2 separate regions of the Homo sapiens genome follow, and region 2 is linked to region 1. A link is a loop called in an ENCODE intact Hi-C map of the cell type or tissue named here. Cell type or tissue: ascending aorta. All regions are shown on one strand.

Region 1 (8,000 bases):
AGTGTGTCTTCCTTTTGTAATTATGAGAATTAACAAAGTTTTTGATCAAGCCCTACCTGTACCCTTTAATGCTAGTGGCTATATATATATATGAAACATTTAATATTTGCATGTGTTAGAAAGAATTAGTTCACTACTCCCACTTTTTAGAGAAGAGGTTTATGTTTTCTTAAAAATTATTCTGTTTTTTAAAAAAATTGAGACAGGGTCCTGCTCTGTTGCCTCAGGCTGGTCTCAAACTCTTGGGGTCAAGAAATCCTCTTGCCTCAGCCTCCCAAGTAGCTGGGGTTACAGGCATGTCATACCATGCTCGGCTATAGTACTACTCTATTAGTGTACTTAGTTCAAAAGAATCATGAGTACTTGCTAAAGCAGAGACTTCGATAAGTCAAATAAGTTAAGGCCCAAATGAGGCAGAAATTCCACAGTTAAAACTCTGGGGTCACAAGACACACTATTAGCTTAATTCTATAATGTAACTTGGGTTAAAAGGCCAGGCAGGCATGGTGGCTCACGCCTATAATACCAGCACTTTGGGAGGCTGAGGCGGGTGGATCATGAGGTAAGGAGTTCAAGACCAGCCTGGTCAAGATGGTGAAACCCCATCTCTACTAAAACTACAAAAATTAGCCGGGCGTGGTGGCAGTTGCCTGTAATCCCAGCTACTTGGGAGGCTGAGGCAGGAGAATCGCTTGAACCCGGGAGGCAGAGGTTGCAGTTAGCCAAGATCGCGCCACTGCACTCCAACCTGGGTGACAGAGTGAGACACCATCTCAAAAAAAAATAAATAAATAAAAATAAAAAAAAAGGTCAACACATATATTGACACTGGTAATAAACAATGTTGTCTTTTTTTTTCTACTTTATTTTTTGAAAGCAGTAAGGTACAATACACATTCAAGGCAAGGCACAATAAACATCCATTGTCACAACCCTTTTCCCTGACATCAAATATCAGTACAAGAAACTTCTTTTATCTTTTGCCTTAAAAAATTGGTTTTCACCTGACAAAAACAAGCAATGGGGAAAGGATTCCCTATTTAATAAATGGTGCTGGGAAAACTGGCTAGTCATATGCAGAAAACTGAAACTGGACCCCTTCCTTACACTTTATACAAAAATTAACTCAAGATGGATTAAACACTTAAACGTAACACCCAAAACCATAAACCTAGGCAATATCATTCAGGACACAGGCATGGGCAAAGAGTTCATGACTAAAACACCAAAAGCAATGGCAATAAAAACCAAAATTGACAAATGGGATCTAATTAAACTAAACAGCTTCTGCACAGCAAAAGAAACTATCATCAGAGTGAACAGGCAGCCTACAGAATGGGAAAAAATTTTTGCAATCTATTAATTTCCAAATCTACAGGAACTTAAACAAATTTACAAGAAAAAACAACCCCATCAAAAAGTGGGCAAAGGATATGAACAGACACTTCTCAAAAGAAGAAGTGGCCAGCAAACATATGAAAAAATCCTCATCATCACTGGTCATTAGAGAAGTGCAAATCAAAACCACAATGAGATACCATCTCACGCCAGTCAGAATGGCAATCATTAAAAAGTCAGGAAACAACAGATGCTGGAGAGGATGTGGAGAAATAGGAATGCTTTTACACTGTGGGTGGGAATGTAAATTAGTTCAACCATTATAGAAGACAGTGTGGCCATTTTTCAAGGAACTAGAACCAGAAATACCATTTGACCCAGCAATCCCATTACTGGGTATATACCCAAAGTATTATAAATGATTCTACTATAAAGACACATGCACACATATGTTTATTGTGGCACTATTCACAATAGCAAAGACTTGGAACCAACCCAAATGCCCATCAATGTTAGACTGGATAAAGAAAATGTGGCACATATACACCATGGAATACTATGCAGCCATAAAAAAGGATGAGTTCCTGTTCTTTGCAGGGACATGGATGAAGTTGGAAACCATCATTCTCAGCAAACTAACACAGGGACAGAAAACCAAACACAGTTATGTTTTCACTCATAAGTAGGAGTTGAATAATGAGAACACATGGACACAGGGAAGGGAACATCACACACCTGGGCCTGTCAGGGGGTGGGGGGCTAGAGGAGGGATAGCATTAGGAGAAATACCTAATGTAGATGACGGGTTGATGGGTGCAGCAAACCACCTTGGCACGTGTATACCTATGTAACAAACCTGCACATTCTGCACATGTATCCCAGAACTTAAAGTATATATATATATAAAATCCTATGCTTAATAAATGGGTTTTATATAAAAAATAGGTTTTTAGAGATAGGGTATTAACTTTTGCAGCTGCAGGACAGAAGTAGTTCTCCAAAGCACAGTTCTATGCTGGTAAGAGACCTAGGCAAGACTCACTTGACCACATACTGACATAATTACGTAAAAGATATGGTGCAGGGATAAGTTGCAATGAAAAAGCTGATGAAATCTCGGTCTGTTGAGGACTTAATATTATCCATGCTACATGCATACTTTTTGTGGGTGTAAGCTATACTTTTGAGCCATGATCAGAAATTATCTATAAATATATGAAATAAAAGGGGCGAATCAGGAAATATTCCCCGTAATGACCCACCCCTTCATTAGCACTAATAATACCTTAACCATATTGGTTAATTGATGGAACTAAGAAAAGGAAACATATTTAAGAAAATATGCTGGGCCTAATGTTAAGTGCGGTATTTTAATTAATTCATACTTACCAACCTGAAAATAAAATGAGGTTAAGGGAAAATGGCAACTTGCTCCAGGTCAAAGAACTAGGTAAAAGTAAACCTGGGATATGATTCCAGAGCCCATGTTCCCACTAATGCCATACCAATCCTTCCCTGAGCAATTTGCTTTTAAAGAGTAAATCCACAGTTACCACTTATGCAAGTCAGATGAAACGCTGGCTCCAGACACAACCTGGTATTTAATAAAGAGTAGTAGTCTATAAAGAGTAGTAGAGTCTATAACACTCACCCGTCTTCTTTTATCCATTGTCTCATAGTAAATATTGACAAACTCCTCAGCAGCTCTACATGCCTGATCTACATAAGTTTTAAAATCCTACAAGAAAAATTCCAGAAGTATAGATTACCAACCTTTTCAACCCCTCACAAACACAAAACCACTGACAGAAGCTGATGATTTATTTCAACCACTATGTAGCTCTATATACAGTCCACATTCTTTCATATAAATTCAGACATTTTAAAGGCCGGACTCTGAAGTTTGCAATTTTAAAATTTTTCACTAATTTTAAGTGCATGTCTTTAGGACATAATCTTCTCAATGAATCTGAGTCTTTTTCAGTCTCCACATATAAATTTATAATCTTTTCTTGGCAACTAAGCACTTTAGACTTTCAATATTTTACAAACATTCACGGCAATGAAAATGACACCACCTGAACCTTAGAAAAGGAGAGAGAGCGGCAAAAACTGCCACTGAATAAGCTAGGAAATTGTTTTCTGTTTTCAAGTGAGGTGTTAGAGCCAAACTCCAAAGTTGATGAATGGGAAACACACACACACACACACACACACACACACGAAAGTAGTTCAACTACTTGAAAAACCGGCAGCTCCACTTAGGAAACTTTCCCACATTGCGTAAATATTCACTGCTGTTTGCCTAAGAACTGTGACACCGAAGAAAGCAACGCTGTTGGCGTTCGTGCCGGAGAATTAAGGAATACCTTCCTTCTCATTCATGTACGGGGCCCAGTCTATTACTAAATTAAGAACAATGAATCGCCAGTTTCTTTGTCAGGTGACTGAAAGTGATTTTTAGAGAGGAAGATAATCGAGAGAAAGAAACTGCAAGCCATAAACAACAAACCCCAACATCCCCGCCTCTCGCTATTTCCCAGCTCAGGGTCCTTTCCGGGATCAGAAAGCGACTGCTAACCAGGCTGGGGGTGGGGCCGGCAGGGCGGGCAGCAAAGCGTGGGCCCCGCCCCGCAGTGCAGAGAGCCGGGACGTGATTCGTCACCTATCCACGTGAGCAGCAGCCAGACCGCCCCGGAATCCCTCCTCTCAGCCACTGGAGTCCGGCGCCCAGCCGTCCTGCCACGGCCCAGGCACTCACCAGAGACGTGGCCATCTGGGACCTTGTAGCAGTGTGTTCTGGCAGTGTCGGCGTCACTACCTCCTCACGTGTCCGGTCCGCAGGGCTGCGGAATGATCAATACTTATGAAGAGAGCGAAACCCGCCAAACGCACAAAATTTTCCACCCTCCCATTCTCTCCCGGAAGTAGCTCGGTCCGTCGTTAAAAGCACACCGATGTTCCAACCTTAAGTTCCACTTCCCTTCAGTTCCTGAAGATCCCTCCCATCCACCTTATCTACTTGTTTGATACTTAGTTTAAAATTTAAAAGCCACTTTGCTTTTGTAAACATGATACTCAACAGGAAAGTCCCCTACTTTTCTAACGACAAGCCTGGGGACAAGCAAAAATGAAAGTGTTCAATTACAGGGACTTTTTTGCCCCAGGAGGCGGAGCCAAAGCCCTCTGAAGACCAATTAGAAATGCGAGGAGACCTACTATTCCGTAGCCTATAGGATAAGTGGGCAGAGCTTGGGGAAAGGCGTGCGTGACTAGTGAACAATTTAGCATTCTGGAACGTTCTGGAAGGATCATCCTCACTGAATTACTACGTTTTGGCAGTATGCCTAAAATTACTATTTCATTTTAACCCAGCCACATTGAACAGGAAAAGTTCATCTGGTTTCTCCATTCTGGCATTTTAAAATGTCTCACGGACACCAACAAAAATTAAGTTTACAGTGCTATTCACCATCTTTTAAGGGCTATTTATTCTGCAAGGTATTCTAACAATAACTAAAATGTCGAGTGCTGACTATATGTAAGGTGCTTTTCTAATCAGTTTTACATATATTCACTTATTATAACAATGCTGAGGTAATTGCTATTATTTTATCATCTTCATTTTACAGCTAAGACTGTAAAATCTGCCTACGGTCACAAACTAGTTGAGATTCAAACTCAAGCAATATAACTGTCATGGCAATGTGGCTTTGCTCCCCAACACCCCTTAAAAACCTCTCATCCCAAAGCCGCCAATGACTTCTGATTTAAATGGCAAATTAATTAGATGTCGTAGTTTTACCTTGAGTGGCTGGTGTGTGGCCCCTCATAATAGTTACTTCTTCTTTGGTATCCTTCTCTGTCTCCCTGAGACCAGTGGCTTCTGTATTTTCTCATACTTTTAATCTTTCTCTTTATCTGGCTCTTTTCTCTTCAAGGTAGGACTAACGGAAGCTTCTTCTCAGCCAGCCAGCTTCCGTTTTCCGTTAACCTCTGACTGGCGTCACTTCCGGTGCATCCCCCCTTTTAAAGCCTCCCTTCTTCAGGGTGATCTAAATTGCTACTCGTATGCTAATGAATCTCAACAACCTATCCCAAGCCCCCACCCCTTATCTGAGCTCCAATTACACATAATAATTTTGCTAAACATGAACGTGACTGCACTATAGGCTTCTCAAACTTGTACGTCCAAAATTTAAACTCATTATTTCCTCCGCACTTCCAAACTTTTATATTCTCCCAGTCACCTATCTTGAATTCTCGGAATCTTTATTTTTTTGGTTCCGCTCTCCTCCTCATCATAATTCATTCAATAAATATTTATCAAGTATTCACTATGTGCCAAAGATTGTGCAAGGCTCTGTATATAGAGTGGTGAATAAAATAGGCATGTTTCGAATCCTTGTGAGGCTCAAAGTGTAATGAGAGTGCTAGACAATAAACATAACATTGAGTTACAAAGAAATACTAAGTAACTTGCTTAGTTCTGACCATTCCCTATAGCAACCCTTCTCCCTCTTCCCCTCCCCTCCCCTCCTCCTCCTCCTCCTCCTCTTCTTCTTTTTTTTAGAGACAGAGTCTCACTCTGTGGCCCAGGCTGGAGTGCAGTGGCATGATGTTGGCTCGCTGCCAACCTCCGCCGCCCGGGTTCAAGTAATTCCCTTGCCTCAGCCTCCCGAGGAGAGTAGCTGGGACTGCAGGCGCCAGCCACCACGTCCGGCTAACCCTCTTCGTTTTTCTCCCTCGCTCTTCTTGGCTCTCTCCCTCCCTTTCTCCCCCACACTTCTCTCACTTTCCCCATCTCATTCTCTCCTCCCTCTCTCACCCCCACTTCTCTCTCTTTCCCCCTCTCATTCCCCCTCTCATTCTCTCCTCCCACACAAACTTTGATAACTCTATTGTCTATTTTCTTCCAAATTCTCATAATCTTTAAATACCTACCTTGGTCTGATCTGAATTTATTTTCCCAGGCTATTCTCCCAAATTCACCAACACTGGCAAAGTTAACTACTACTGTTTGCCAAGAATGACTGATGTTTACTACTTCATTGGTGATTGTTTTTCTTGATTGAGAGATTGTGTTTTATATGATTTCATTCAATCCTCACAACCCCCAGAAAGGCAGACATTATTATCTAGATTTTTAAAAATTTAAACTTAAGTTTAAAGAAGTTAAGTAAATTGGTTAAGATGATACAGCTAGTGGACCTGGGATTTCAGTCCCAAACTTTCAAATCCCAAAGTCTGCTTTTAGACACTTGGCTATTCATGCATTTACTTATATATTCTTATTTTGGAATGTTCCCTCCATTTCTACCTGCCCTTCAGGGACCAGAACAGGTGCGATCTTCCCTATGAAGTCTTCCCTCATTTCATGTCCCCTGAACCCCAACTGTTGTGAGCTCTTTAATGGCTATGAGAATGGCTATTGGTGTGGGAAATAGTGTTGAAAAATATGGGAGGGTTGAAGTACTGGAAAGGGACAGCTGAGTTAGAGGTGGAGGGGAGCTCAGTTTTGCACTGAATTTTTGCACAGAATTTTGTGCTACAAAGTGGAAATTGCTACATTGTGCTACAAAGGTAGGAGACTGGGTAAACTGATAATATAGAAACCAATGATGGGCTCTGGTTGTCAGAGCAGTGAATTTAAAGATATGAAAACTATGTTGGATGGAGGGGGAGGGATGCAAATGGAAACAAAGTGAATAAGACACGGAGTTGCTCTTCACTAGATAACTGCAAATGTATAAAACTTGGGAAGAATGACTAGGAAGGGTGTGAAAGAGCTTTTCTTGGAACACAGCATAGCATTTTGATTGAGCACATTGTTGTTGGCACCAGTCTGGGCTCAAATCCTAATCATGCTACTGACTAGTTTTGTGACCTTGGCAAAATTACCATTCCATGACTCATACTCCCGATCTGTAAAATGGAAATGATATTAGTACATATTTCACAGCATTGCTTTAGGAATTAAATGAGTCAGTGCCTGTCATATAGTTCCTGCTTGAGGAGCATTATTTTCCTACCCATGGCAGAGGAAATTAGGCAGCCACTTATTTGAGAGTATGAGGCGGGTCCAGATTAGATAACATATGAGGTATTGAGAGGCATCTATCTGCACAGTTTAGGAGATGGCTGGTGACCCTGGGATAACAGACTGTAAGGAGCAATAAATTGTGTCAGGTAGGATTAAATGAGGCTGTGCTGTGCAGCCAGATCTTCTGATCAAGTGTAAACCTAATGGAATTAATGTTGTTGGGAATTACCAACATCCCCATCTGAATCTTTGCCTTGCTCAAGACTTGAGAAGAACTAATCTAGAACAACCAGGGAAGTGATCTGAGCAGTCAACTCCTTCCTCTGAGCTCCTTAATTGGTAACCATAGTGTTCACATCAAATAGTGCTTTTAAAAAAAAGTTTAATTGAGATATAATTCACATATACAATTCACTAATTTAAAAACCAATTCAGTGGTTTTTAGTATATTTACAGTTATTCAAGCATCACTGCACAACTTTAAAACATTTTTAACACCTCGAAGAGAAACCTCTTTCCCACTTCCCTTTTTACCCCAGCTCCTAGCAACCACCAATCTACTTCCTGTCTCTATGTATTTGCCTATTCTGGACATTTCATATAAATGTAATCCTACATT
Region 2 (8,000 bases), 310 kb before region 1:
CCAGTGCACCACTAGAGAGAGGCCTCAGAGAACAGCAGTGGTTAGACTTGTGCTTAATCACCAATCCTGCTTTGCAGACTAGGCCTAGAGCCACTGGAAATGGGTCAAGAACTCTAGAATAGGGTGATGGAGTTGCCAGGTAAATAGGAAGCAAAAAATATTTTCCTTGAATTTCTGGTGTCCAAGAGGTATGGAAACAAGGGCCCTGGAGGAGATTGGGAGCTATGGGTTTTCCAGCCCTACCCTACTCCCAAGAAAAATACACACAGCAGGGAGTCAAGAGGCACAAGCTTCAGAGAAATGCAGAGACAGGCCAGCAGCTAGAAGATGCAAGGGACAGCCCAATTGCAGATTTGATGAGAGGAGGTGGCAAATGATAGCCTTCGCAGTGGTGAATTGTTTTCTTTCTTTCTCTGACCCCAACACTAGAAGTACACATGTACCACAAAGGGAGTGGGACAAAAAGCACAGAGAGGGAGTGAGGAGGAGGAGAACTTTGAATCAAATAAGAGATTAAAGTTGCAAAACAAAAGGAACAAAGTCTTCAGAACCAGAATGGGCCAGTTTTAATAACCAGAAGTTACTGCACTATTATGAATCAGATTGAGATGGCTCTGGGGAGCTTGCCACCCCAAGGGGGAAGAAAGCATGAAAAGGCATAGGTGGAATTTTGGAAAAATTAAAACCATTAAGTGGTACATGGAGATAATCTTGTAGTGGTTGAATGTATAGTTACTTAACATTTTCCTCTTTGTGCTTTTTTTGTGTTTGCTTATTTTTGCACAACTAACATGTACAAAGTAGTAATTTTTTTTAGCTTAAGGATCCATGTTGCTAATGGGGACAAAGATGGCATCAGGGACAGACAAGAAGACCTAAAGTTAATAAAAATCCATTTTCTAGTGAATATAAAGTTCCTGGTAACACAAGGTGCTGGGAAGGAGGCTGACTTCAAAAGTCCCAGGGGGCAGGCCAGGCTTGGCGGCTCATGCCTGTAAATCCCAGCACTTTGGGTGGCTGAGGCAGGCGGATCACCTGAGGTCAGGAGTTCGAGACCAGCCTGACCAACATGGTGAAACCCCATCTCTACTAAAAATATAAAAATTAGCCGGGCATGGTGGTGGGCACCTGTAATCCTAACTACTAAAGAGGTTGAGGCAGGAGAATCATTTGAACTCAGGAGGTGAAGGTTGCAGTAAGCAGAGATCGTGCCATTGCACTCCAGCCTGAGCAAAAAGAGCAAGACCATGTCTTAAAAAAAACAGTCCCAGGGGGCATTTATGAAGAGCAAGGACCCCCTCCTGGAAGGAGAAAGTACCTGGATCACAAGAAGGCAGCTCTTTAATAGCTCTAATTCAAGGATGGAGGTCCCCTCCTCCTAGTCATTCCTTAAGGGCTTCAGAGAGGGTGTTTCTGATAAATAGAGCATTACATCGTTAAACGGACAATTAGGTCTTCAAAGCAGCTTGAAGTAAGACGCAAAGGCCTCGTGGCCTGTTGAATTTATTACATCACTGGAGAGGCAACATTTGATCTGAAAAGTATAAAAAATTTTTCTATGATTTATACATTACCCAGAAACCTTTTGACTTCCTGGAATTCTTAATATAAATTCTATTTTTTCAGCAACAATGTTCTGGCATTGCTGCTAGCAGCTTGCCTGGCCACAATTACTGAAGCTGACTGATTTTGCCCCTAGCAAAAGTAATGTCATTACCCTTGGCAATGAATCTGAAGAGCAAAGTAAAGTCATGCTTTCAACAGGTCCTTTGCCAGTTCCTTAAAATCACCCAAAACGATCCATCCATTTTTAATGTCTCCCTTGGCAGCAACTTCAAGTGATTAAAAAATGTCCTATCCATTCTAAAGCAGTCCCTAGGGAAATTTTTAAATTATTCTGTTACATCTAAAATTTGTTGTAGTGCAGTCAACCCCAAAAGAGCCTCATAAACATCTTGCCTCTGTGTGGGGCCATTCTGAATTTGGATGCCATCCGGTGATTCTTGACTGGCTGACATGTTTCTGGGATTACCTGTGACAAGGTAGAATTCAGCTTCAGTGAATATCTGCTCTGATCACTCTCACAGGCTAGGCATTGCCTGTGTGTGTGTGTGTGTGTGTGTGTGTGTGTGGTTTGTTACAAGGTGAGACTAAGTCCCTCTTTCTGTCTTTCCATTTGCTACTTACCGCCTTGGTGCTTCTAAAAGTGACCCTTATGAAAGCAGCTCATCTTCCGAGTCAGCCTTGCTCTCAATTGTCGTGGAGTTTCCCAAAGTACCCTGTAATTGCCTCAATACTTCCCTTCACTTTAGCAAAATTGAAGTGTGTCGTAGGTTTCCACTTTTATTCTGATCCTTAGGTCTAATTACATTTACAACCTGGGCTAGGATATTTGTGTAACTGTTGTTTATGCCTCCAAATTCAAAATTATTTATAACATGGTAGATTGTAGAAATCTGATTTGCAAAATCTTTAGAAGACATCTAGAAAATATCATTTTTAGTAGGTTGATTCTTCTCTAGGGGGAACATGTAGAGATCAATGGTATTGGAAATGAGAGCAGCTCTTCCCTACATTGCCCAAAAACCTAAAAATGGAAAAAGCTGGATCAGCCCCCTTCTTCAGCTCAGGAGTCTATCTTTCACAGGGCCTCCAAGGGATGAATTGGCCTCTTGAATGTCAGCTACCATTCCTTTAATACTCCATTGTGGGTTTATTAATAGTACTTTTTTTGTGCTTTTTTGGGAATGTGACTTATATTGCCAGCTTGTGCTGTTTCTCATGGTAATGGATTCTCTCCACTGCATAAAATCAGACTTCCCTTGATTTGGCTTAAAATCACCTCATAAACTTAAAAGGCATTCTTTCTTTTTTCTCTTTTGAAATTCATTGTTCACTCCACGAGGCTCTTTGTGATTCTCTAGGTTTCTAACGTGTCCCCTGCCCCACACACAAGTCTCTCTGATTGAACAGCAGCTAATCTTTTTAATCATGCTTCCTTTATGCCATATGGCAACCCCTCCCCTTCCTGTGTCCTTAATCTCTTTCTATGCCTTTCTCTAGCTCTTCCTCCAACCCCTCCCCTTCTGTTAGGCAAATCTTTCTGAAAGGGCAGTGACCCAGACTGTCCCCAGGGTATGGCTAATGGGGTGATTGCCCTGACCCTGCACTCTGAGAGTTCCCACCCAGCAGCGGAGACCAGAGACCAGGTGGTTGGTGGATGGAGGGGGTGGAGGGGAGCAGGGAAGGACAAAGAAGCTGGAGCCTTTACTCAGAGGAGTTTAAAAAGATCGATGTACTCATGAATACATTAAAATGAGTGGCTAAGTTGAGGCGGGCTGCTTAGATATGGCACCATCTCCTTCCTTTAAATCCTCCCTATTCTTGCTCTATGAGACTCCATGAGAGCCCCTCACCTTCTTTGGTCTCCAAGTCTCTCCTCCATGCTTATTTACCACATTCAATTTAAATAAACATACTTCTTTTTGCGGGGATGCACGTGGGGCCCACAGTTCACTGGGGGTGGTATACCAATGAAGAATATCCTGGCACAGACGCTAGTTGTTTCAGATAGAGAGGAGGCTAGTTTCTGGACCCTGATGGATAAAGAAGATGAACAATCCCTTGACTACCTTTGTGCCCAGACAGTCCCATGGGCCTGAGCTTCTGTCTCTGGGCCTTGAGTATTATTATCCGCTCAAGAGCTAAACTGAAAGATGTGAGTCAAAAAACCTAGCAAAGTGTTCTGAATCAGCCATGTTTCCAGGGATAACGGACTAATTGGTCTGAGCCACAGATTGCATTAAAGATTCCCTTAAAGGACTGCTTTCCAAGTGACTCAGGGTTGGATTTTCTAAATGATTGTCTGGGTTAGGCTTAGAGGTGAAGATGGGGGTAAGTAAAAGTGGAGAAAGTAAGGAGGAAAGTGAGGTGCTCCATACATACACACAGAATACACCTTTCAAGGACATCTCTTTCTCTCTGCTCCTCTGTCCTCACACCAAGGAGTGTCTCTCTCTCTCTCTCTCTCTCTCACAGACAAACACACACACACACACACACACACAAACACATTCACACAGTCAGAGCAAAAGTGATCGTACAGGATTCCCTGCAGTAGCATCTAGTCCACACTGTTTCATGACTCATTTTTTTCTCTGAATCTGAAGTCTAGGCTTACATGTTAAAGGAATTCCTTTCACTAAAGGCATCTTTCCTTCCTGGAATTTGGGCTGGGTACACTAAGTAGAACTCCCCCGACACACACTTAGTAAGGCCCCATGACATTTCTCCAACAGCCACCTCTCCTGAATTATGCAATTGCACAATGAGCTTACGAAAGCAAAGAATGAACTCCTACAGGAACCTTACCCAGATGTCATTTGAACTTTTCCCTAGTTTTCCAAGGAGATCCTTGTCTTGGCAAAATAGTAGGATTAGGTAAGCTGGGCAACTTCCTATCTTACTATGTTCTACTTAAAAGACACTCTGGTCTCTGGCATATCCAGAATCCCTGATTTCCTCACTTTCAACTCTAAGTTCTGTTTGCCAACTGAGTAAATGATGTGAATTGAAACTTTAAGGTTCATATTTTCTAGTGAAACATCTCCCGGGTCTTTGGTAAATACATATCAATGTTAGATTCATATTTAAGAGTTGTTACATACACTTAACATTTAGATATGCAATTATCTGAGGAAAAAATTCACTATTCTGGCATTTGATGGGTGAAAGATAATGTTATTAGAGCCATAGATAAAAGTACTCTCATATACATATCTGGGTTTGGAAAATCTTGGCTTTTCAAGAGAAAAATGCTTTTTTCACTTACTGTACGATTCAGCTAAAAAGCTTCCTGTAAACTAGACCAAGTACCACCTCTTCCACGAGGCCTGGGTAAGTTCCATTGAATGTTCTCGGAGTCACATGCTGAGCAGAAAGTTGAGCTGGGTTTTCCCTGCACATCCTGGATATTATCCCATTTATCTATTCTAGCCTGATCATGAGAAATAGCAGTAAAGGAAGACAGACTACCAAAAAATGTGAGAACAAATATGTTTGCAGACCTTTATTCAGCAGACAATGTCTTGTACCTAGAAGACACATAATGAGTGTGTATGGAGTTGAAGAATGATGTTTAGACAATGAACTTGGTTCTATTTACCTGCCATTCAAATCTTCAGGAGGCTGCCAGGATGAAATGCAATACTCCAGTTACTACTAAGTCAAGTCCCTCAGAGATGCTGAAGAAATCTCCAGAAGATTCAAGGTATCATATCTTAATCCCACCCCCACCACATCCCCTACTGTCTCTGCAGTAAACATAGCTCTGGAGAAGTATAGACTGACCTTGGGTTTCATCTTTCCTTAAAGTTGTTCAAACACCTTTTTTTTATTATTATTATTTTTAAAAGATGTTTATTTAGCTCAAGGTTCTGCAGGCTGGAAAGTACAAGAAGCATGGTGCCGGCATTTGCTCAGCTTCTGATGAGGGCCGCGTGGTAGGTCAAACCATCTCAGGGAAAGTCAAAGGGGAAGTGGACTCATGCAAAGAGATAAAACTAAAGGAATGTCCTGGCATTATTACAACCCATGCTCCTGGGAACTAATTCATTTCCATGAGAACTAATGAAGTCTTATTGGAGTGAAAACTCACTCACTATCAAGAGAACACCACCAAGTTATTCATAAAAGATATTCCCTGGTGACCAAAACACCTCCCACTAGGCCCCACCTCCTGACACGGGCACATTGGAGGTCACAGTTCGCATGAGTTTTGGAAACACTTAATTTTAAAAGCAAGGGCCTGGTCAAATGATATGCATATGGATTTGTCAACCAGCTACTTTGAGCAATGATCATAACCATGAGGGCTGAGGTAGAGAAGGTTGGAATTTGTAATCACCGGAAAAGCAAAAGCCCTGACCACATCCAAAGTGTGACTTTCTGGTACAATAGGCTTCTGGAAGTAGATGAATCTGGGTTTTTCAAGGTTGTCATCTTAGCAAGGGATGAACTTGGATTGTTCAGGTTTCCAAGGAAGCCCGAAGTATACCCAACGGTTCTGTGAATATAGTGATGATTCTGAGAAATCTTAGAGTCTAAAAGTTTATGGTAGAGTAGGTAGGGTATTCTTATGGTGATGTAATGAAATTGTAACTGGCCAAAACTCCAGAAAGTACCAATGATGTCCTCAGCCCAGGAAATGTCTAACCCCTGCCTCTTTCGTTCCATGTGATTTAGAACTCTCCTGAGGCCCAAGGTTATTCTTCTGGAGCTAAAGGGTCCTAGGCAGACTATCTGTAGGTCTTGTTCAACAACTCCCACCATTTTCATTTCATATTAAGAAGTGAAAAAGCAAGAGTTATTTTCTCATTCTCCCGAAATTTTGTTTGGATAACTGAAGCAGAAGACTCCAGGGAACTGCACAAACAGAGAACTAGCACTGGGCAGATTAGGAGTGCCATTGTATGTATGGGACAGAAGAGCATCGGTGCTCCCACTCTTACCATGGGTACGGTAGAAGTGTGGATGTGGGTGTGGCCATGTGACTCCGACCCTAAGAGTATGTGATGTCATGTCAGGTCTTTCATCATTAGCCTCTAGAAGTTGGGGGCTAAGACTTCTGTCTGATCTCTGAAGCAACATACATTTCACATATTCTCAGGGAAAGCCTGAAGCATTTGCCCTTGTTTTCTTTCCATGAACAATCTTGGAGCATCATGCTACTCATTACAGCTTTGATCTCAAGGCCTATAACCTTTAATAGATGTAGTGTGAGTAGGAATGACTTAGACCAAAAGCAGCCCTAATTTAAGAAACTAACATTAAACACTGACTAAGGTTTCTACGGGGCAGCTAAAGGGGAGAGAATGATCAATTACAAACCAGTAATAGGTAGCCAAAAGTCAGACTTCTCAGTCACAACCTGGGGGTAGGCCAAAATGTGAAGTCGAACAATAATGTCACAAATAGCTGACTTTTTTTTTGCATTTGTTCTGTTAGGAAAGTCTGTCTTGGAAGATTCAGTAAGGCAGCTGGCTGGTTGGAGGAGCCATTTGTCACTTTAGCCAGAGAAGCCTGTAATCTAATAGTTTCAGTTCCCCTGGAAACAAGTGCATAGAGGCATGTCTGCTCTGGAAAAGGCAATCTGAGCAGTGCCAGGGTGCTTGGAAGAGCCTCAAATACAGGCTGTGAGTGCTGGCTCCTCAGAAGGTCTTACCCAGAGAACAGAAGCCTGGGGCAGCCCAAGGTACTTCCCACCACCTTGTTACTTGTGACTTTGCGTCACCTATTTTGCTTCCCCAGGCCTCAGTCTTTTTACTTGTAAAATGGAGTTAAGGATAGTAACTCATGCTTTGAGTCAGGCAAGGCCAAAGTTCAAAACTCCATTCTAACATTTCCTGTTTGAACTTTGGCAATTAATTACTCTCACTCTGAACCTCTCTGAATGTTCATTTCTTCATCCATAAAATGTGGGAAATAATACTGATTGTTTGGATCTTAGAAAACATAATAATGTATGTAAACATAGTAGACATTCAATAAACACTTGTTGAATTAATAGATGAATGATAGTGCCCAGCACATAGTAGGTGATTTTTAGGTGTAGGTTCATCTTCTTTCTTCCCTAACTAGATATGATATGGAATCATACAGTGAGACAAATTATTCTTACTGAGCCACAGGATCCAGGTATCAGCCTAATATTCTAGAGAGTGTTAAGTTTACATCTTCTATGTTTTTTTTCAATTGTTTTTATAGGCACTATTCTGGCCAGAAACATATATCTTAATTGCACTGACGGAAAATATGTTATAGCTAAAGGCAAAAATAAGAAGTAGTATCATGATAACCCAGCTAATATCAAAAAGGTGAACAATTTCTCTCTATAGAAAAATGTGCACACATTCATCAACACAAAGAAACCCCCACAGAGTTCTGCATGTAACCTCAAGGATCCGCCAAAGCCCCAGGTTAAGAACCTCTGGTGCACAAGA

Evidence for each region. Peaks named below come from ENCODE experiments on the same cell type or tissue, not always from the same donor. Only the 100,000 strongest peaks of a DNase experiment are listed, where the experiment ranks them.
Region 2: it touches region 1 in a loop (5-fold over the local background); 5 of 110 quality-filtered maps call a loop at or near these places.

The regions. Positions count from the first base shown.
Region 1 is chrX:109,533,121-109,541,120 of GRCh38, reverse strand. It overlaps NXT2 (nuclear transport factor 2 like export factor 2), which reads right to left and starts at 4,277. Exons shown (of 4, transcript NM_001242617.2): 1 at 4,100-4,277; 2 at 2,990-3,076. The coding sequence starts at 4,114. RefSeq lists enhancers at 3,747-3,806, 4,097-4,296 and a silencer at 3,917-3,966. In ascending aorta, no CTCF peak of the experiment used is centred here; DNase peaks (open chromatin) are centred at 3,632, 3,990 and 4,550; H3K4me3 peaks cover 1,683 bases; H3K27ac peaks cover 1,536 bases.
Region 2 is chrX:109,843,755-109,851,754 of GRCh38, reverse strand. No RefSeq gene overlaps it. Among named protein-coding and RNA genes, the nearest start is that of ACSL4, 110 kb to the right of the region's middle. In ascending aorta, no CTCF peak of the experiment used is centred here; DNase peaks (open chromatin) are centred at 4,264 and 7,075; H3K27ac peaks cover 1,630 bases; H3K27me3 peaks cover 452 bases.